2 separate regions of the Homo sapiens genome follow, and region 1 is linked to region 2. The links are chromatin loops, found by intact Hi-C in ENCODE. Cell type or tissue: A673. All regions are shown on one strand. Links, peaks and the distances in the headings refer to the core of each region. The heading gives the core; the rest is flanking DNA. Region 1 has its middle 99 kb from the start of PDGFD. Region 2 overlaps GRIA4 (glutamate ionotropic receptor AMPA type subunit 4).

What was found. A loop is a pair of places that touch in the nucleus more often than their neighbours do. Peaks named below come from ENCODE experiments on the same cell type or tissue, not always from the same donor. Only the 100,000 strongest peaks of a DNase experiment are listed, where the experiment ranks them.
Region 1: a loop joins it to region 2, with 4 times the contacts of the local background. A loop is called at or near these places in 13 of 110 quality-filtered maps.

Annotation. Positions count from the first base shown.
Region 1 is chr11:104,254,708-104,272,211 of GRCh38, forward strand. No RefSeq gene overlaps it. Among named protein-coding and RNA genes, the nearest start is that of PDGFD, 99 kb to the left of the region's middle. In A673, for the core only: no CTCF peak of the experiment used is centred there; no DNase peak of the experiment used is centred there.
Region 2 is chr11:105,850,400-105,855,399 of GRCh38, forward strand. The region is part of intron 4 of GRIA4 (glutamate ionotropic receptor AMPA type subunit 4); the gene reads left to right. Among named protein-coding and RNA genes, the nearest start is that of MSANTD4, 170 kb to the right of the region's middle. In A673, for the core only: no CTCF peak of the experiment used is centred there; no DNase peak of the experiment used is centred there; H3K27me3 peaks cover 314 bases.

The sequences.
Region 1 (17,504 bases), core at 4,803-9,802, 1.6 Mb before region 2:
GGTCCACCACGCAGCACCTCCACAGAAGTCCCTGTCATCCAAGGCCTACACCTACATCCTTTCCAACAATGTCTGGGCTCTTCCAGATTGGCGACTTCATTGAACACTCTGCTTTGGTCCTCGAGGTGCGACTGCTCCCTTTATTTCTTGCTTTCCTGTTCTTCAGAGTTCTGAATGCTATTCCCCCCACCCCAGTAGGTAATTCACTTATATTGTAAATATTTCTTTATATTAAACATTGTTTAACTTCTATCTCTTGGTTAATACTCTTAGGAAATAATTAGGTTACATGGAATCATCAATAAGTTTTTAAAAAGTAATTTTAATCTCTGATATTCAATGAGATTTAATAGAATATGCTCTTGGCTGTTCTTGGAGAAGTGTGCCTCATGGATGTATCCTTAGGCATAAGTTATTTTGTTGTGTTGCCAGGGAGTAATGTGAGAAGTAATTAGTTACATCCCCAAGAGCACTTACTATGGTAGGGATGCTACACTATAGATAAAAAAAATATATCATTGGACCCAACATGCAGAGAACAATCCAAAAGGTGATACACCAATGTGTAATCTGTGCAAACAATAATCCAAATGTAAATGAACAGCAGGTTATTTGATCATTGCATGCAGAATCCAATTAAGAGTGAGGTATGGTATAAAGACCCAAAAACGAACGGAATGAGGTAAGAAGTAGAGATATATGGATTAGAATCAAAGATGGTTTTGCTTGAGAATCAGACCAGTTGACTTAGACCAATAGTTCTCAAACAATGATAGTTGTAATTATCATCTGAGGAATATCTGCATTAACAAATGTGTCCAAATTTTAACCCAGACTGACTGAACCATCATATCTGGGGTTGGGAATTAGCCTATGAATTTTCAGAAACTCTCTACATATTTCTGACGTATTATTTCCTCCTCATCCCCACGAGTTAATTAATAAATAAAAAACTGTTCATGGAGAACATATTATGTGCAAGAGACAGTGCTAGGTACTGAGCAGTATAACAAGCTCATAAAAAAGACTTTGTGCTCAAGGAGTTTGTTGTCTATTGGAAAAGCAAGAAAAGTAGACTTTTAAGTAATACACAACTCCTTCAAGTATGTGTCAGCCATTATGCTAAGCATTTTATTTACATATCTCCTTTAGTCTTGAAAATCCAGTAAGGTAGGTAAAATTACTAAAATTACTTATAGATAAGGAAACTGAAGCTCAGAGGTTAGGTGATATTTTTTCCTCTTAAAGAGACATACAAAGCATTATTAGAGTATAAATGAGGAAGAAAGAAAGTTCTTTATGAACAAGGGGCCACTGAGGCTTGAACACTAATATTTTTGAGTTCTCAAATTTTGTCTTCTAAGGAATGGAAAAATTATTTGAAACTGTGATTCTTGTTTATTTCTCTCTTTTTAACTAATTGAAGATTTTATTTTACTTAATTAGTATTCTGGAACTCTTCTTGATTTTTTTCTTTTCCTTAAATATAGACACAGACCAAAGATTAAAAACCTATACGGAGTTTTGGCGGCATTGCAGATAATTTAAATGGCTAAAGGAGGTTGGGTGTAAACCAGAGTGAGCGGGAGATGGGAATGGGATAGGACTCTGTGTAGAAAGTGTAGTCTTGGTTGAACAATATTCATATTTAAATATATTTTAAAATGAATTTTAAATGGGACAAGGAGACTATACAAACTATCTAGTAGCATATCCCAAGTTCTCAAGCCTGTCTAACTGCAAAGGGATGTTTACAGAGCTTCATTTAAGGTATCTGCTTTCCAACATTGAAATCAATTTTTGTTTTCACTTTAAATTCCGGTGGGTTTCTATTGTATTGCATGCTTCTGTGATAGACTCTGCAGTAGGGAGAGGGAGTGAGATGTAGCATTGGGGTGGGATGGAATCAGAACTGTATGAAGATCCATGAAACCTGAATTTGATCTGGGTGCTCCACTTTACGGAGGATTTTCTCATCTCAACTTATTCACACAACCACTAGGTGGGGAAGAAGATATTAAAACACAGTTCTTCATGACTCCACTCCTATATCCTTTACACTAAATGAAGATGAGGCAATTTATGAAAAGTTATTTGTAGATTGAAGAAAGTCAAACAAAAACAAGTGACAAATTAAAAAAATACCAATATGCTTAAGATAGTGGAAGCAAAAAGGCACAGAGAGCTGAGAGAAGGCATAATGACTGTGCAGAAATCAGGAAAAGCTTCAGGGAGCTTATGGCCTTTGAGATGGACCTTGATGGGTGAATACGCTCCGATAGGTGGAGTTTGGATAAAATTATAGGCAGAATAAACAGAATTAAACAAAGGGATTAAAGAAGAGATATCTAGGCCATATTCAAGGAATAGAAATTGGTACACTTTATTTGAAACTTACAGTAGGTATCAGGAAGATAAGACAAAGACATATAGGTGACTTGGAGTCAAAATACGGATTGAGGAGTTTGTGAACAGGTGTACAAACATGGCTAGATCTACTCTTTCAGAAAGGCAATCAAGTAATGGTGTCACTATATTGGAGCATTGAGAGAGTGCCCTAGGTGTGAGTTGAGGGGTCTGATGGGTGTGTGTGCATGTGTGTGTAACAGTGGGGCTGAAGAGACCCTCCAATAGACACATGAGAAGCAAAATCCCTGAGATTTACCTGCAATATTTTGAGCTGCATAATTAAGAGCAAACTAAACTTCATTAACCAGAAGTCAAAAAACAAAACAAAACAAAAAACATCTATTTGAGGAGCCGAGGAGGAGACTGAGAGAGAGGAGTTGATGTGATATTTTTGCTCACATTTCATTGGAAATACCCGTTGTAGAGATTGTTTCAGGGAGCTGAAAATGTCTATCCGGGGTTTGGGGAGGGGTAAGGCTAGAGGAATGGATTTAGGAGTCTTTAGTACGAAGGAATTGACTACAATCCCCATAGGCTGTGAAACTGTCAAATGAAAACTGTAAAAAAGAGGAGAAGGGCAATCATCAAACTTTGAGAATGAATATATTTAGAGATACAGAGGGGGCAGCAGAGCTGGAAAGGACAGCGAGATCAGTAGTCTTGGAGTAGGAGGCATGGACAGTGCGAAGTTAATGAAGATGAGGGAGGAGAGGGATTTGTGTTGAGACATAGGACCAGCTGTTTCATTCCCTGATATTTGAAAATGCAGTTTTAGCAATTGTGGAGGTGGAAACCAGACTGCAAGGGATTATGTTTTAATTGGATGGTGAGGAATCAAAGGCTGGGAGAAGAGCATGATCTTTTAATAATTCTGGGCATGAAATGTAGGGGGACAGAGCAAAATATTGCATCATTTGCAATTTCTAGGAAGATATTTTTAAGATAGGAGTGATACGGGTATGTTCAGGGACAGAAGGTGCTTGGTAATAAATATTTTGATGTGAAAATGGCTAATGCAAGAATTCCAGTGGGAGATATAATACTGGATTTAGAAAGGAGCTGTCTGCAGAGGGAGAAGTAAGCTTTGTGCTCAAATCACTTTTTTTTTTTTTTTCTGACTCCGGAGAGCAGTTTGTGTCCGCCTGGGCAACTTTATTTTTTAAATAGTTGGATTGTTTGGAGAACATTCTCTGTCTTTTTCTCATGCTCTTTCAACCTTTCAACTAAGAAAACACACACACACACACACACACACACACACACACACACACACACACAGAGTGAGGGAGTGGCTCCGAATGTAAAATAATCCAGTATGTCCAAAAGATCCCACTATCCCCCCAGGTAGCTGGGCACCTTATGAGCTGATGTCTGATTCTCAGAAACGTTACAGCAGAGGGCATTCATCAGGAAATTGAGTTCAAGTAATAGCATGGTCACCTTACCCAGAGGACACTTGCCAGAAATTAAAGAAAAAAATGCCTCGTGGGCAAACTCATTGCTAATTATATCTTGAAAGTGCTTGAAAATGCAACCTCAGTGGATGCAGAGCGATGAATCAGTGTTTTACTCAATATAGTTTGTCCTTCATCATCCAGGCTTCAGATAATTTAGAGAAAACACCAAAAATTCCTTCCCAATCATTCTGAACATGATGAACATGGTGTCCTATGGGGTACTTGATGTGGCCCTGGAATTATGACTGACAGTATACCTTTATACAGATCAAAGAAACATCCCTGATTATGATGGGAGACATGAAATTACAGCCAATTATCTTCAGGTCAGTATAGTGACACTAATTGTTGGGAATAGATAACAGAGTAAACTATTGCATTGTTTAAAATATTTGAGTTTCCTGGAGTTTGCCCTGTTAGCTAACTCTATGAGTAAAAGTAAAGTCTATGGGTTAACTAGAGGTAGCTCTGTTCTAAGGACTTACCCTAGACCAGTGAGCGCTCTCTCACTCTCATTCATTCTCTCTCTCTCTCTCTCTGTGTGTGTGTGTGTGTGTGTGTGTGTGTGTGTGTGTAACATTTACTCGATTAAAATGTGGCATAAGTTTCTTTTGGTCCATGTTTCCAGTTTCCTTAAATGGGTCTCTGTTGTGGAGGTAGTAAAAGATTGGCCTGTACAGCAGAGAAAAGGTGGTGGGCAATATTCCAAAGAGAATTCCAGTGCATATTCCATCACTGTTTTTTTTTTTGTTTTGTATTTTTCTTTTTAGGAAATCACTCATCATACGGGCATGCTGTCATGAACTAGTGTCCACTGTCAACTTGAGTCTTCCTTTTCACTTGGGAATATTTGGATGATGCTTCCCAGATAAGGAAACTGAATGAAAGCCAATAATGAAGGCTTCTAATCAGATCTCGAGTGTTCAGAGATGGGAGGAGTTGCAGGGCCAGCAACACAGACAAAGAGGGCAGTGCCTTTGTTGCATGCGTGTTATTGGCCAGACACATGTGACTTGTAATTCAAGAGATTTTATCTTCCTGTCCCATCCTGCCATGAATACCATTATTTGTCCACCTTTTATTTGTTTGTTTGTTTTGGTGTTATTAACCGTATCTTCCTTAAGAGAATCTTACAAAATTATTGAGTCCTTTAAGTGCATTTTTAAAGTCTTGAGAATTATTTTTGCTTTGACCTTTCACCGGAGGCATTATTTTACAATTCCTTTGCTTGATCTATGTTGGACTTTTTAAAAGCTGCCACAACTCTAGTAGAATTTAAAAATGTAATTTAAAGGATCCCAAACTGCTTTAGGATTGATTTCAACTACAAGCTATGGAGTTTTGACTATGAGACTTAATAAAATAAGTTTTGTTGTTTCTCCTATAACAAGAAGTCCAGGGTTAGGCAGTTTAAGGTCACTGTAGCAATCCTGGAGCACTGGTGCTGCAGTTTCAAACATTTTTCAGGCTCCGTCTCTCTTTTCTGCTCTCTTTGGTGTGTGGATTTATTCTCATGATCACCTAATGACAACAAGATGGCAGTTATTTCCAATCTTGTTACCACCATCTATTTAGAGAAAAGATAGAAAAGTCACAAGGAGGAAGGGATGGTCTTATATTAGGAAAACTGTGTTTCCTCAGAAATCCTCCCACCTATCTTACTGGCTAGACTGTGTCACATAGATATTTCTCTACACAAGAGAGGCTACGAATGTGAGATTTCAGATGACTGTGCTGCTATTACTAACAAAATTAGAGTTTTTTCTTGTTTTTTTTTAATAAGAAAGGGATCAGTGGTAGTAAACAACATGACCATTTTCTTTCCTAAGAACATCCCTCCCAAAAATGTTCTGTCCAAAATTAATAGATAAAATGAAGTTTCGTAAGAACACAGGAAGAAATAATTGAACAAAAAGAAGTCAGGAGATTTGATTATAATAGATTAGCTTATTTTGAGCAAGAAACTGGATCAGACCCATCAAAAAGATCTGAAAACATAGTGGTAGTTATTAACCAAATTTATGGCACATCACTTTTTGGTAACGTTTTGGTCCCTAGCCTGAGGGACTTTCCAACTAGAGCTATTCTTTTGTCTTTGAACAGAATTTCCTCTGAATTCTTACTCATTTCCTTGACTTCTGGACACAGTAGTTTTCAGTAGTGGCATTTGTATGTAGAAGCCTTTTTATACGATTTAATTGAGATCAAAGTTTGTTCTATTATTTAAAATTTTTCTTTAAAATAAGAAATCATAAACATATATGATTTATTAAAAACTTCTTAGTTTTGTTTCAATGTGGTAAATATATATAGCACAAAATGGATCATTTTTAACAATTCTCAGCATACAGCTAGGTGGCATTAAGTAGATTCATGTTGTTGTACAACCATTACCACTACCCATTTCCAGAACTTTTAATTATCTTAAATAGGAAATTTGTTCATTTAAACAATCATTCCCCATTCTCTCCTTTTTCCAGCTCCTGGTAAATTCTATTCTACTTTACATTTTTATAAATTTGTCTATTCTTGGTATTTCTAAGTGGAATCATACAATGTTTGCCTTTTGTTTCCAGCTTATTTCGGTTACCAGGTTTTCAAAGCTCATCCATATTGTGTATGGATTAGAATTTAATCTATTTTTAAGGTTGGGTAATAATCCATTTCATACATTTACATGTATATATACATTGTATATATGAAATGTATATATATAAAACAAACAAATGTATATACATAATATTTTATTCATTCATCTGTTGACAGACGTTTCTGTTATTTACAACTTTTAGCTGTTGTGAATAATGCTTCTATGAACATGGATGTACATGTGTCTGTTTGAGTCCCTGCTTTCAATTATTTTAAGTATGTAGTATACTTAAAAGTGAAATTATGACAGGTATTGTGATTCGATGTTTAATTTTTTTGAGAAACTGCCAAACTGTTTAACTTCCACAGTGGCTGGGTCCTTTTACATTTCAACGAACAATGCACAAGAGTTGTGATTGCTTCATACTCTTGCCAACATTTGTTAATTTCCATTTTTTAAATGACAGCCATTTTAATGGATGTGGATTGGTATATCATTGTGATTTTGATTGGCATTTCCCTAATGACTAGTTATATTGACCATGTTTTTATGTGTTTATTTGCCATTTGTATATATTTTTCAGAGAAATGTCAGTTCAAGTCCTTTGCCCATTTTTTAATTAGGTGGTTTGCTTCTTTATTATTGACTTGTGGTTCTACATTTCAGTAGATTACAGTATTGCTCCTCAAAGATCTGTAATGAATGACCATTTTGTTCTTCTTCAGCCCCTCTCTAACTGATGCTTTTGTTAAATGCAATAAAAATAAATTACTAGAAAAATGAAATAAAGTGCACAAATCTCAATTTTATTAGTAGATTCAACTGACATGAAATTATATTCCTATATATATAAACAAAACATATCTTAGACAAAAAGAAAATAATAAAAAATCTGTGCAAATCATTCATTAAAAGTGTGTATATAGATAACATATAGAATCACTATTATATTCATAACTTTTCATTTTCTGCAATTATAACTCAACAGAAAATGTAAAAGAAATGATATGTTAAATGCCTAGATCACCATTTGAATGAAGACCCTATAAATTAGTATTTAATTGGTGTGACAAATGTTCATGACTCTTGTTTTGATATAATTTGGATTGATATTAATGTTATTCAAAGGAAATAACGTATATCTACAAAAGTTTATATGTTTTCTTTTAAAACACAGTACACAGGAATAGAATAAGATTTTAGCAAACTCAAAATAGTAATTTTTAACTTTTTTCTGTAAAATGAAATTTTAACAATTATCTTCCTTTAGAAACATGGCTGGTTTAACTGAATAAGCCGGGTTCCAAAGCATATTTAACCAAAATGACGTATTTCAGGCTGAATTAAATATTAAAAGCCACTCATCTATACACATTCACCACTTGGATACTCAAGAATAATATTGATGTGATAGTAGCAAGGACATTTGTTTTTCTACTTAGTTACTATAGGGCCCAAAATAAAAGATGTGTTTAATCAGTAATAAAATATTAAATCATCTCTTCAATTTTGATTCATTTATTTTTCTTACTGCTTTTACTTTTAGATCCATCTCTAAATCTCTCATTTTTTTCCCTATTCCAATGCTATGTTATATTTTACTCCATTTCAAACTAACAGACATTATTGAATATCTTCCAGTATTATACAATAGTGTTAAAACGGTCTCCCAGGAACCAAGTAATTAATTTCTTAGCTATCATATTTACTACTCAGATTCTACGGCATTAAGTCAGACTTCTCTGAAGATAAATGCAAATTAATTTTCTCATTGCCTCACAATTTAGAATTCTGACTCTGATATAATCAAATAAGCTCCTATGGAGACACAGATTTAGTTGTTCAACTTGATTTTCTTTCAACAAAATAGCTTCATAAATACTACAAGCAACCGTTCAGTTCTCGTATTTCAATATCTTGTGGAAAAGTACTCTATTACTGAAAATGTGCAGACTTTACAAAATGAAGGAAAAAATGAAAAAATAAAATGATTTTCAATGGGTCAATTTAAGCCCAAAGTGCTTAAGGATACAGAGCAATTTATTTCAATTACTTCAAGCAGTGAGTAAAGGCACACCTGGTGCTGTCTCCAGGCCAATGCACTCCAGTTAACAGGTGTGAATTAATGTTTGCTAGCATTGATTTCTCAACGGGAGTCACTGCTTCACTTTTTCTTTTTAGCTTCTTTACTAAATGAGTACAAATTCCTATTTCTATGAAAGTAACGAGCACTTCTTTCTATATTACAACTTGTTCAATTGAAGTGCACATGTTCTCAGCATCAGCTACTCCCTAAAACCTATACTAATTTTAAAAAGCACTTTGATTATCAAGTTCTTCTTTTAAGTCAGAATAAGCTACTAAAATTGTATGTAATAATCCTGACCACTCAGTGGCTTTACAAGATCTACCCACCTAACTGCTCAACATTTACCAGTTGTTTTTTCAGTTTTTATGCCAATAAGAATCAGTTCATTGGGTGGTGATCTGAAATCACCAACTAATCTAACTGACTAAAAATTGGAGCTGTAATCCCTATCTCCAGGGTGTGGGATTGTGGGAAACTGAGGAATTATTTTTCCTTCATCCTGGCTCAAAAGGACTATAAAGCAAAAGTTCTTCACCTTCCCATGCTCCTAATTATCCATTGATAAATTGATATTAGATTAGATGCAAGATGCACAATTAACCTTAAGGTTGTGATCTCTTAAAATAAGCACTGACTTAACTTCTTACCATAATCTGTCATGCAATGTATTGATGTTAAACATGACATTTTTACACTGAGAGAAGAGTATAGCTTCATGTCTGAAAGCAGGAGAATGACAAGGATGCCACCTCACCAAAGGTAGATAATCAATTTTTCACTAAATCAGTTCTGCATTATATAATGAAGGAATAAATTGTTCAAACAAACCAAAGCTGCATAGAATGGAAAAAATGCAGACATTTTAAATTAATAATTCAACACAATATGATATAGAGAGCAATCAATGAAGAATTAATAGGAATATTTTTGACAGTTGCAAAAATTTTGCTTAATGCTTTAAACCCTATAGACATCACATTTTTAATTTATCAATTTATTCAGCACATATTTTTGAGTATCTCTGATGTTCAAGATGCCATGCTGGTTACTGTGGAAAGTAAATCTGTGACCCAGTGAACAGCTCAGGCTTGCCATTTTTCTCATGCCTCTTTTTCTAAATTCCCAGTGATTTAAATTCTCTTGGTTATTTTCACTTCAAGAACCTGTTTCTACAGCACTGCTACCATCGGTAGTTTTTAACTTCCAAAGAATTCCCTTCTTTTAGCTTCTCATGGATTCAGGTATGGAATGGAATTTCATACAAGCCATTTGTATGTCCTAGACTTTATGAAAATTTGGCATGATGGAGTTTTATCTCACGGGAAGGCAAACAACTTAACTCTTAGACAAATTTGATCATAATCGTTCCCTATGTTTTGCAACTCATATTCCTCCCCTCCACACTCTTCCTTCTTCCCTGCCTCTCTCATTAACAGTTCTCCCAAATCAGCTCCAAAATTCTCATTTGTTTCTTATACAGTGTCCATTATATATTTCTATTCAAACCAACCCAGGCTCTCAGAGTCTCATTTTTCACAATTTATAGCTTTACATGACCTCATAAAATTCTTTTGTATTCCTTTAAGAAAAAAACACTTTTAAGTTCAAGGGTATCTGTGCACGTGTGCTATATAGGTAAACTTGTGTCTTGGGAGTTTGATGCACAGATTGTTTCGTCACCCCGGGTTTAAGCCTAGTACCCATTAGTTATTTCTCCTGATCCTCTCCCTCCTCCCACCCTCCACCCTCCAACCTTCACCCTCCAAGAGGCCCCCGTGTGTTTTGTTTTCCTTTATGTGTCCATGTATTCTCATTGTTTAGCTCCCACTTATAACTAAGACTATGTGGTATTTGTTCTCCTGTTTCTGTGTTAGTTTGCTGAGGATAATGGCCACCAGCTCCATTCATGTACCTGCAAGACATTATCCCATTGGTTTTTATGGCTGCAGAGTATTTCATGTAGTATATGTACCACATTTTCTTTATCTAGTGTATCACTGATGGACACTGAGGTTGATTCCATGTCTGCTATTGTGAATAGTGCTGCAATGAGCACAAGTGTGCATGTGACTTTATAATATAATGATTTATATCCCTTTGGATATATGCCCAGTAATGAGATTGCTGGGTTGAATGGTATTTCTGGTTCCAAATCTTTGAAGAATCACCACACTATCTTCCACGTGATTGAACTAACTTACACTCCCACCAACAGTGTATAAGCATTCCTTTTTCTCCACAACCTCGCCAGCATCTGTTATTTTTTGACTTTTTACTAATAGCCATTCTGACTGGTGTGAGATGATATCTCATTGTGATTTTGATTTGTGTTTCTCTAATAATCAGTGATGTTTAGCTTTTTTTCATATGACTGTTGGCCACATGTATGTCTTCTTTTGGAAAGTATCTTCTCAGGTCCTTTGCCCATTTTTAATGGCATTGTTTTTTTCTTGTTAATTTATTTAAGTTCCTTATAGATGCTGGATGTTAGACCTTTGTCAGATACTTAGAAAACTGCAGTCTCAGCCCAAAAACTCCTTAAACTTATAAACAACTTAAGCCAAGTCTCAGGATACAAAATCATTGTGCAAAAATCATTAGTATTCCAATATGCCAACAAGAGGCAAGCCAAGAGTTAAATCAGGAATGTAATCCCATTCATAATTGCCTTAAAAATGATAAAATATATAGGAATACAGCTCTGCAGAGAGTGAAAGATCTCTATAAGAAGTACAAAACACTGCTCTAAGAAATCAGAGATAACACAAACAAATGGAAAAACATTCCATGCTCATGGATAGGAAGAATCAATATCATAAAAATGGCTACAATGGCCAAAGCACTTTAAATATTTAATGCAATTCCTATTAAACTACCATTTAGAGTCTTCACAGAACTACAAAAAAAACTATTTTAAAATTCATATGGAACAAAAAAGCAGACCGAATAGCCAAGGAAATCCCAAGCAAAAAAGCAAAGCTGAAGGCATCATGCCACTTGACTTCAAACTATACTACAGGGATACAATAACCAAAACAGCATGGCACTAGTACAAAAACAGACACATAGACCAATGAAACAGAATAGATAACCCAGAAATAAGGCGGCACACCTACAATCATGTGATTTTCTCTTGTACTCCTTTACATTCTATCCCCACCACAAATTTCTGGACCCAGACGACCACTGATATGCTTTTCTAGTCTGTAGACTAGAATTCAAATTGAGTTTCATGTAAATAGAGTAACATATTATGTCAACTTTTGTTCCTGGCTTCTTTTGCTCAAACAGTGTTTTTTTAAAATTATTATTATACTTTAACTTCTGGGATACATGTGCAGAACATGCAGGTTTCTTACATAGGTATACACGTCCCATGGTGGTTTGCTGCACCCACCAACCTGTCATCTACATTAGGTATTTCTCTTAATGCTATCCCTCCCCTAGCCCCTGATCCCTGACAGGACCTGTTGTGTGATGTTCCCCTCCCTGTGTCCATGTGTTCTCATTGTTCAACTCCCACTTACGAGTGAGAACATGTGGTGTTTGGTTTTCTATTCCTATGTAGTTTGCTGAGAATTATGGTTTCCAGCTTCATCCATGTCCCTGCAAAGGACATGAATTCAACATTTTTTATGGCTGCATAGTATTCCATGGTGTATCTGTGCCACATTTTCTTAATCCAGTCTATCATTGATGGCCATTTGAGTTGGTTCCAAGTCTTTGCTATTGTGCATAGTGCTGCAATAAACATACGTGTGTATATATCTTTATAGTAGAATGATTTAAAATCCTTTGGGTATATTCCTAGTAATGGGATTGCTGAGTCAAATGGTATTTCTCATTCTAGATCCTTGAGGATCTAGAACTGTCTTCCACAATGGTTGAACTAATTTATACTCCCACCAACAGTGAAAAAGCATTCCTATTTCTCCACATCCTCTCTAGCATCTGTTGTTTCCTGACTTTTTAATAATCACCATTCTAACTGGCATGAGATGGTATCTTGTTGTGGTTTTGATTTGCATTGCTCTAATGACCAGTGATGATGAGCTTTTCTTCACATGTTTTTTGGCTACATAAATGTCTTATTTTAGAAGTATCTGTTCATATCCTTCACCCACTTTTTGATGGGGTTGTTTTTTTCTTGAGAATTTGTTAAGTTCCTTGTAGATTCTGTATATTAGCACTCTGTCAGATGGATAGATTTCAAAAATTTTCTCCCATTCTGTAGGTTGCCTGTTCACTCTGATGATAGTTTCTTTTGCTATGCAGAAGCTCTTTAGTTTAATTAGGTCCCATTGATCGATTTTGGCTTTTGTTGCCATTGCCTTTGGTGTTTTAGTCATGAAGTCTTTGCTCATGCCTATGTCCTGCATGGTATTGCCTAGGTTTTCTTCTAGGGTTTTTATGGTTTTAGGTCTTAGTTTAAGTCTTTAATTCATCTTGAGTTAATTTTTGTATAAGGTGTAAGGAAGGGGTCCAGTTTCAGCTTTCTGCATATGGCTAGCTAGTTTTCCCACCATTTATTAGGTAGGGAATCCTTTCCCTATTGCTTGTTTTTTTCAGGTTTGTCAAAGATCAGATGGCTGTAGATGTATAGTATTACTTCTGAAGTCTCTGTTCTGTTCTATTGGTCTATATATCTGTTTTTGTACCAGTACCATGCTGTTTTGGTTACTGTAGGCTTGTAGTATAGTTTGAATTCAGGTAGCGGGATGCCTCCAGCTTTGTTCTGTTTGCTTAGGATTGTCTTGGCTATATGGGCTTTTTTTCTGGTTCCATATGAAATTTAAAGTAGTTTTTTTCTAATTCTGTGAAGAAAGTCAGTGGTAGCTTGATGAGGATAGCATTGAATCTATAAATCCCTTTGGGCAATATGGCCATTTTCAAGATATTGAGTTTTCCTATCCATGCCAATAACAAGTTCTGTAATTGCGGCAGTAATTAATAGCCTACCAATCAAAAAAAAAAAAAATCCCAGGACCAGACGGATTCACAGCCAAATTCTGCCAGAGATACGAAGAAGAGCTGGTACCATTCCTTCTGAAACTATTGCAAACAATAGAAAAAAGAGGGAATCCTCCGTAACTCATTTTATGATGTCAGCATCATCCTCATACCAAAACCTGGCAGAGACACAACGACAACAAAAAATTTCAGGCCAATATCCCTGATGAACATCAATGTGAAAACCCTCAATAAAATACTGGCAAACCGAATCCAGCAGCACATCAAAAAGCTTATCCACCACGATCAAGTTGGCTCCATCCCTGGGATGCAAGGCTGGTTCAACATACGCAAATCAAGAAACATAATCCATTACATAAACAGGACCAATGAAAAAAACCACACGATTATCTCAATAGTTGCAGAAAAGTCCTTTGATAAAATTCAACACCACTTCATGCAAAAAACTCTCAATAAACTAGGTATTGATGGAACATATCTTAAAATATAGGAAGAGCTATTTATGACAAACCCACAGCCAATATCTTACTGAATGGGCCAAAGCTGGAAGCATTCCCTTTGAAAACCAGCACAAGGCAGGGATGCACTCTCTCACCACTCCTATTCAACATAGTATTGGGAGTTCTGGCCAGGGCAATCAGGCAAGAGAAAGAAATGAAGGATATTCAAATAGGAAGAGAGAAAGTCAAATTATCTCTGTTTGCAGATGACATGGTTGTATATTTAGAAAACCCCATCGTCTCAGCCCGAAATCTCCTTAAGCTGATAAACAATTTCAGCAAAGTCTCAGGATACAAAATCAATGTGCAAAATCACAAGCATTGCTATACACCAATGATAGACAAACAGAGAGCCAAATCATGAGTGAATTCCAATTCACAATTTCTACAAAAAGAATAACATACCTAGGATTACAACTTACAAGGGATGTGAAGGACCTCTTTAAGAAGAACTAGAATCCACTGCTCAAGGAAATAAGAGATAACACAAACAAATGGAAAAACATTTAAATAGTGTTTTTTATATTCATTCATTGTGTTACATATATAGTAATTCATTCTTTTATTGGAGGCGTATGTTATGGATATACTATAATTTGTTCAAAAATTCATTCATCTGTTGTTGAACATTTAGGATATTTCTAGTTATTGGCTATTATGAATAAAGTTTCTACAAGTAGGCCCATCTTCCCATGCACATAAGTTGTCATTCCTGTTAGATAATAGCATGGAAATGAAATGGATAGGCTGTGTGGTCAGTGTATGTTTACATGTATAATAAACTGTCAAAGATTTTTCCAAATGGGTTGTGCACTTTTACCTTCGCAGCAGTGACGTACGAGAGTGTTGGTTCTTTTGCATCCTATTACCGTGTAGTATTATCAGTCTTTACTATGTTATTTTAGCCACTAAACATGTAGTAGTATCTCATAATTTTAATTTGGATTTCTCAAATGACTAATGATATTGAATATCTTTTGCATGTCCTGACTCTTCATATTTTATCTTCTTTTGTAAAGTGTCTGCCTGAATTTTTACCAATATTTTAATTGGAGTCTTTGTCATCTTCCAGTCAATATGTACTACAAATACTTTCTGTATTGGGGCTTGGCTTTTCCTTTTCATAAAGGTATCTTCAAACAGAAATAAAATTAAGATAAAAGTCTCTTTCGCCTTTTTTTTTAACTTATGGTTTCTACATTTGATGTGCTATCTATAAAAATGTTTCCTATCTCAAGTTCAAAAGATTTTTGTCTATATGTTGTCTGGAAGTTTCATAGTTTCAGCTTGTACATTAGGTCTAGGATGTATTTCAGTTTGGTTTTTGGGTATATGATGTGAAACAAGATTTGAGGCTTATTTTCTTCATATTAATAATTAGTTTAGCAGAATTTGTTTTAAAAAAAGTGTTCATTCACTATTGAAATACGTTGGCATCTTTAAAAAATCAGTTGACCCTGTAACTGTGATTAGTATAGGCCTCTGTATTGCATTGCACTGATATTTATGCCTGTTCTTTTGCTAATATCACACTGTCTTGATTAGTAAATCTTAAAATATGTTAGTGTATCTTCCCTAACTTTGTTTGACTTAGTCAAAATTATTTGGCCATTCCATGTTCTTTGCATGTTTATATACATTTTACAATCAGCTTATCAGTTTTTATGACAACATGGCTGGTATCTTGATTGTAATTGAGTTCAATCTATGAATTGTTATGTGGAAAATTGACATGTTAATGGTACTGAGCCTTCCAATCCGTGAATATAATACAGCTCTCAATTTACTTGTCTTTAATCATTTCTCTTGGTCATGTTTTATAGTTTTAATGTGCATGTCTTGATTTTTGTCAAATTTATTTTTGTCAAATGTTCACCTATTGAGATGATTGTATGTGTTTTATGCTTTATTTAGCTAATATGCTAAAGTACATTGATTTTTTTTTTTTTTTTTTTTGAGATGGAGCTTCATGCTTGTTGCCCAGGCTGGAGTGCAATGGCACAATCTCAGCTCACTGCAACCTCTGCCTCCCGGGTTCAAGCCATTCTCTTGCCTCAGCCTCCTGAGTAGCTGGGATTACAGGCACCCACCACCACGCCCAGCTAATTTTTTGTATTTTTAGTAAAGACGAGGTTTCACTATACTTTCCAGGCTGGTCTCAAACTCCTGACCTCAGGCAATCCACCTGCCTCGGCCTCCCAAGGTGCTAGGGTTACAGGCATGAGCCACTGCACCTGGCTTGAAGTACATTGAGTTTTTAAGGTTAAAATGAACTTGCATTATTGGAAAAGACAGTATTTGTTCATGGTGCATTCTTGTCATATATAGTTGAAAATGATCATCTTACATTTAAAAAAATTGTTGTGTTTGTGTTCATTATTCAATGGAAGATATTGATCTGTAGTTTTCTTATAATGTCTTTGTTTTGGTATCAGAGTAATGCTTGCATCACAAAATGATTCAGAAAGCATTCTCAGTAAATATTTAACATCTATAGATATTTATACTGTCCTGAAAGCAAAGTGAGGTTTCCGGATAAGGACCAATCTATTATTTACAACAGATAATTGGGGCTGCATGTACAGAAAAGGAATATTTGCACTACAAGAGAAGAGCTCATAAATTATGAATCTGAGAATTTATATAGACTACAAACAGCCCAGTTACCACCTGTGTCTCCTAAGACACAAGACAAACCTAGAGAAAGTAGAGAAAATGAATCTTCATAATGTAAACAAATCTCTGAGAAATGAATAAGAAGGAGGTCCCAAGTTTACCGCTCTCTGTAATGTAAACAAATAACCCAGTGCCTCTTTCCTCTCTGAAATGTAAATCTTTTCTGTGGGTTTAATACTTTCAAAATGTGAAGAACTAATATGTCTGGGGAACAAAAGTAGGTATTCTCAGTCTTTGTACATTGTCAAATTCTGTTGCTCAGAAGGCTGGGACCCTTCACTAAGAAATACTGAAAGGATTAGCTTCCACATTTCTTTTCCTATGTTTTCTGAAAGGATTTAGGTAGGATTGACATTATTTCTTCCTTAAACATTGGGTATAATTCACCACCAGTAAAGCCATTAAGACCTGATGTTCCTTTGTGGAACATTTTCAATTAAAAATTTAATTTTAGCTTATCAGTTGTATAATTTCGTCTTTTTTTTGAATTGAGATTATCATTTGCATGACTTAAAGTTTTCGTTTAAAGTGTACAATTCAATGTTTATTTAGCATATTTATATAGTATATGACTATCATCATAATCTAATTTTAGAACATTTTATTAATCCTCAAGGAAACCTTATACTCCTTAGTTCTCACTCTCAATTTTTTCCCCAACCTCCAAGCCTATGCAGCCCTAATCTATTTTCTCCGTACAGATTCAATAACCATGGCCATTTCATATAAATGTGATAATATATGTATGGTCTTTTGTAACTGCTTTTAGAAATTCATCCATGTTATAGCATATATTAGTATGCAAACTTCTA
Region 2 (5,000 bases), core at 1-5,000:
TGTGAAATAGTCCTATGGGGTTTTGTGACTGTTTCTAGAAGGGAAGAACTTGGGCAAGCATATAGATAGATCTAAGTAGTAACTCAAAAGCTTTTTGACTAAAGTCAACCTAATTCTACGGTTTAATGTTTGATGTCCTTACAGAGAGAAGGCAGTTGATAGTGTGTCCTGAGCAGTGCCGGGACAACATCATTAACCAAACTGGACCACAGGGCAGCACTCACAGGGTATTCTGAAGAAAGAAACTGTGTTCATTATTGTAATCTTTGCAATGGTTCTAATGTTTGGGCTAGAGCTACCAGAGACATTTGGGGAGGGGAGAATTGGGAGAAGGGGGCTTTACGTCCCTGTGAACTTAGAGTGAAAGCAGCAAGCATACGCTCAATGTAAAGAGCAGAAGCCACCACACTTCTTGGAAATATCATTGTATCCAGCAGTGCTTCGTGGTCAGGGATATGTCTAGGTCAAAAATGAATCCTTAATAGGGGAATAAAATTAACCCAAACTGAATGGAATTAAGTTTGCATTGTATTATAGACCATATCATGAGGAGAATAAAAAGCAGACTGTAATATCAGACAGAATGAGGCTTTACCAATTAATAGCTACATGCTCTTGGCCAAGAACTTAACTTCTGTATCATCAGTTTCCTTTATATAAAATGAAGATAATAAAACTAACACCATGCCAATAAAGCACTTAATACAATATTAAAGGTCATGGATTTGTCAGGCCTTCAATAATTGTTATTACTATTACCTTTATTATTATTAGGCTTGATCAAATGGGAAGGGATATAGAAAAAGGGCAGAATTTTTACCCTTGTCATTTAATTCAACCTAATTCCCTCTTGTTGAGCTTATTCTTTCCTTTGTGTGAAAAAAATAGGGAAATCAAAATGAATAAAAGCTAGTCTCATACTTAAAGGGAAGTAGACAGGTAAACTAGCAATTACAGTTATAATTTCACATCCCTGAGGTTAGTGACAGGCACGCTGTATACTTAATACTTTCCAAAGTAGCACATAGGACTTATTTAATAAATGATTTAATTAATTCAGAGTAGCATGAGCTGTAATTACTGTACAAACAGCTAGGGAAATGTAAAGAAAAAAGACAACAACCCCACATGGATGAGGCCAGAGAAGGCTTCTGAAATGGTCTGAAGCTGAAGCTGAGACTTAAAGAAAGATTAGAAGTTGCCAGTGAGTGTAGGGCATACAGACTCTCTTAGCGCAGGGAATAGCCATTGCATTCCGTTAAAGGCAAGAGAGAATCTGGTTTATTCAGAGAACCACCAATCTTCAGTATGAGTTGAGTGGCGCATACCTAAGAGACACAGTGAAAGATTGGTTTGGGAAGATAAACATCCATCCCTCCTGTCACCACTCCTGGTCATTTCTATTCCTCCTTTCCCTTATTTTCCTTCATAGTACTTACTACCTCTTGTCCTTCTATTATAAATGTATTTGTGTATTACTTCTTGTCTGCCTCAGCCACTGGAATGTAAGCTTCATGAAGAAAAGCACATCCTACTGTTCCATTTCTATATCGGCAGCCTCTGGATCAGTGGCCTGAAATGTAGGAAATGCTCAACAAATATTCATTGAGTGAAAAGTGAAAGAAGAAATAAATAGAGAACTGCTCATGAAATGTCTTAAATGTAATATTTAGGAAGAAATGTCAGGATTGGTGTGGGATGAGGGTGAAGCTGAGTAATGAGTCTGAGAGAATCTCTTAGGTTTCTGACTAAAGTGATAAGTAAATGACTAATGACCAAATACGGAATTTAAGAAAAAGAGCTAGGTTTTTGTTTTTCGTTTGGAGGGAGTGTGGGATGTTGAGTTATACATTATGACTTTCCCAGAGTTGTAGGGATGAATTTCTTTACCTATGAAGAATCCGCAATCTACTTCCCTCAAATGAACAGCAGCCTTATAAGTTACTCCACAGTGGAATGAAGCTGATTTTTATTTACAGCTATAGAAAAGATTATCATGACTAATAAAATCCTACATTAATCTTCTTCATTACATAGAAAGTCAAAGGTGGAAGATTAAGAAATTTAAATAACCTGCCTCAGAACCACAGAGTTGAAATGAGAAACAGAACGTTTGCCGTTAAAAGTAACAGAGGCTACCACTGATCCCATCATTTGTCACCTAGCATGCTGTTCAATAAATCACTCTGTATTTAGATAATCACCTCAGTGTCATTTCTCCACTAAAGAAATTTAATAGTGAGCAATCAAATGTATTCACTCTCAGTCCCTGACATGAGTTTACAATTACTTCCTAGAACTGAGCTAGTCTCAGTAGGATATAAAAATTAGGCGAATCATATGGTGAATACTTACTTCATCCTGTGTTTTTTCCTGCTAGGAACAGAAATTGTCTCCATAATTGTATGCAAATCCTTTCACCAGAATCATCACAAGAAAATTATGTACTGCTACTCCTGCTCTAAAGAAAAGACGAAAGTAACAGTTTAAAATATCACTTTCAAATCAACCAAAATGAATGGTTTTGGCTTTGTGTATAAAAGCCAGATCCAAATTAATATTATTTACAGTACACAGCTTGGCATGTGAATATAACAAGCTGATACTTAATATGTTGTGTAACACTTCTTTGAGTTTCGTTGCTAGTGATTGCTTTTATGATTAATTAATGAGATCTGTTGGACTCAAACTTCAACATACGGTAGAATAAATTAATTGCTCTTTTAAGAACCAGAATTCTTTGGACAGCACTGGCTATCTTGCACCCTCAATTAATGAGTCAGTTTTGCAGGTTAGCTCAGGATTTGTTTTTATGAACCAAAAATATTTCTGTTTTTATCATTTAGAATGGAGTCCTTTCTGAAATGAATTTCACACTTACTTCAATCCTAAGTTTCTGAAGCTTATTTTAGCTCTTATTAATGACTCAGGATGGTTGCTATAAATAAAGATTATGAAAATTGGAGATTACTATTAAAGGCTACCTTAGGATATCTCTAAAGGTATTCCTGCTGAGATATGTGGGACTCTGGGCTTCTACAACTCATGACCTCTCTCTGCCATTTGTAGAGTTGTAGAGTTTTTGCATTTACTTGCCACATTCTTTCAGGACCAAAATGTACAAAGTATAAATTAAGTAGTTTTCAGCTCATTCCGATGTCAGTAATATTACTTATTATTCATTCAGAAGCTATCTCTGGGATGAACAATAAGACATTGCTGATATTTGACTATTTTTGATCAGCAGAAATGAAAATGTCATATGGCTCCACCTGATACAATGAAATATCTCCTGGCTCTTATACAGATAAGTACAGGATTGGTGGGGTGGGGGGAGTGTAGAATTTAGAGAAAAGCAAACAATCAACACTCTCCTTTCTTTCCACTTTTTCTGGAGTTGGTCTAAGTGACAGGAGATTTGGCATTATGCCTGTATTAATTTCAGTAGTCTCCTATTTGGATTCCCTGTCCTCCTTCTCTTTCCACTCTTCGGATGCATCATTTCCACTATATCAAACTAGCATTATAAAAGCAGTTTTATAAATCTGTCTCTTCTCTGCTCCAAAGCTTCGAAGGTTTCTACTGTTTCAGTATTGTTTCACAATGATCAGTGGAGTAATTTCTAAACTTTCAGTATTTAATTATCCAAAACTATTTATCGAGTCCCTTTTAGATGCCAAGTCTTCTTCTAGGCACAGTGAACAAAACAAGCCTCCTGACTTCATGAGCTTACCTTTTAGTATGGGAAAGAGACAATAAACAAGGTGAGTGAGTAAAATCTAGAGTATATTAGGTGGTGGTGAAGTGTTGGGGAGAAAGTAAAGCAGAGAAGAGGAATAGAAAAGCACAGGATGAAGGAGCTGAAATTTTAGATAAAGTAACCCAGAACGGCCTCACTGAAGAGAGGGCATTTGGGTAGAAACCTAAGAACATAAAGGCAAAACCCTGAAGACCCATCTTGGGGAAAGCACAGCAGGGTGAAGCCTGAGCCAGAGCACCCCTGGCAAAGCAGCCAGATGTCTGGTGATGTTTGAGAGCAAGAGAGCAGTGGATGACGTCAGTATAAAGGAGCAATTGGAGAGTTTGGACCTGTAAGTGGTATGATCTGGCTTGCCTGAAAAGTTCCATTCCTGAAGCTATGCTATGAGTAGTGCAAAGCGGGCAAAGGTGGAGGAAATAAAAGACATGTAAAGAGGCATTTGCAAACAAGAGGCTTGGGCCTGGGTGGAGGCAGTGTCGGTAGGAAGAAATGGCCAGGTTTTTGATATATTTTGAAGGTAGCCTTGACAGAATATGCTAAAATACGAGATGTGATTGTGAGAGAAAGAATGGAATTAATGGTGACTGTGATTGAAAGGCCTTCACATCACAGCCTCATCCTTCCTTGCTAATTTCATCGCTCTCTCTGCATGCTGAAGTGTGGTGAAAAGTCCCTAAGCTGGAGAATGGAAGACTTGAGTTCATTCACATTTCTGCCACTTAGTGGGGTTATGCTTTGATGTAAGTCACATAAATTGTTTTTATTTCTTCACCTTTATGGTGGGGATAATATCTACTTCACAGGGCTGTTATGAGGTTCAACTGTATTGTGAAATACTAATAAAGCATAATGTAGTTTATGAATACATTACTCCAGCAGCCTGCTCTATTAACTATCAATGATTAATAATTTATTAAGCATTCTCCAAGCTCCTGCCTCTGTGCCTTTGCTTTATGATGCAGCAGCTCCTTCCTCCTCACCATCTTTATTCATCAACCCTTTCCATCCTTTAGGGACCATACTACAGTCCAAGTCATTCTCTCCATGGTGAAACCCCCTTTGAAAGGGTCTAATCTTTTGCTTAACACTGCTTTCCCAAGGTATCGCAATATTGAATAGGTTTGACACTCAAAATTATGTCTTACATACCTTACATGCTTAATATTAGACAAAGACCTTGTTTGAGTGCCTGTTAACTCACAAACATATATTTTAATTCCCTTATAAAAATACAATGGTT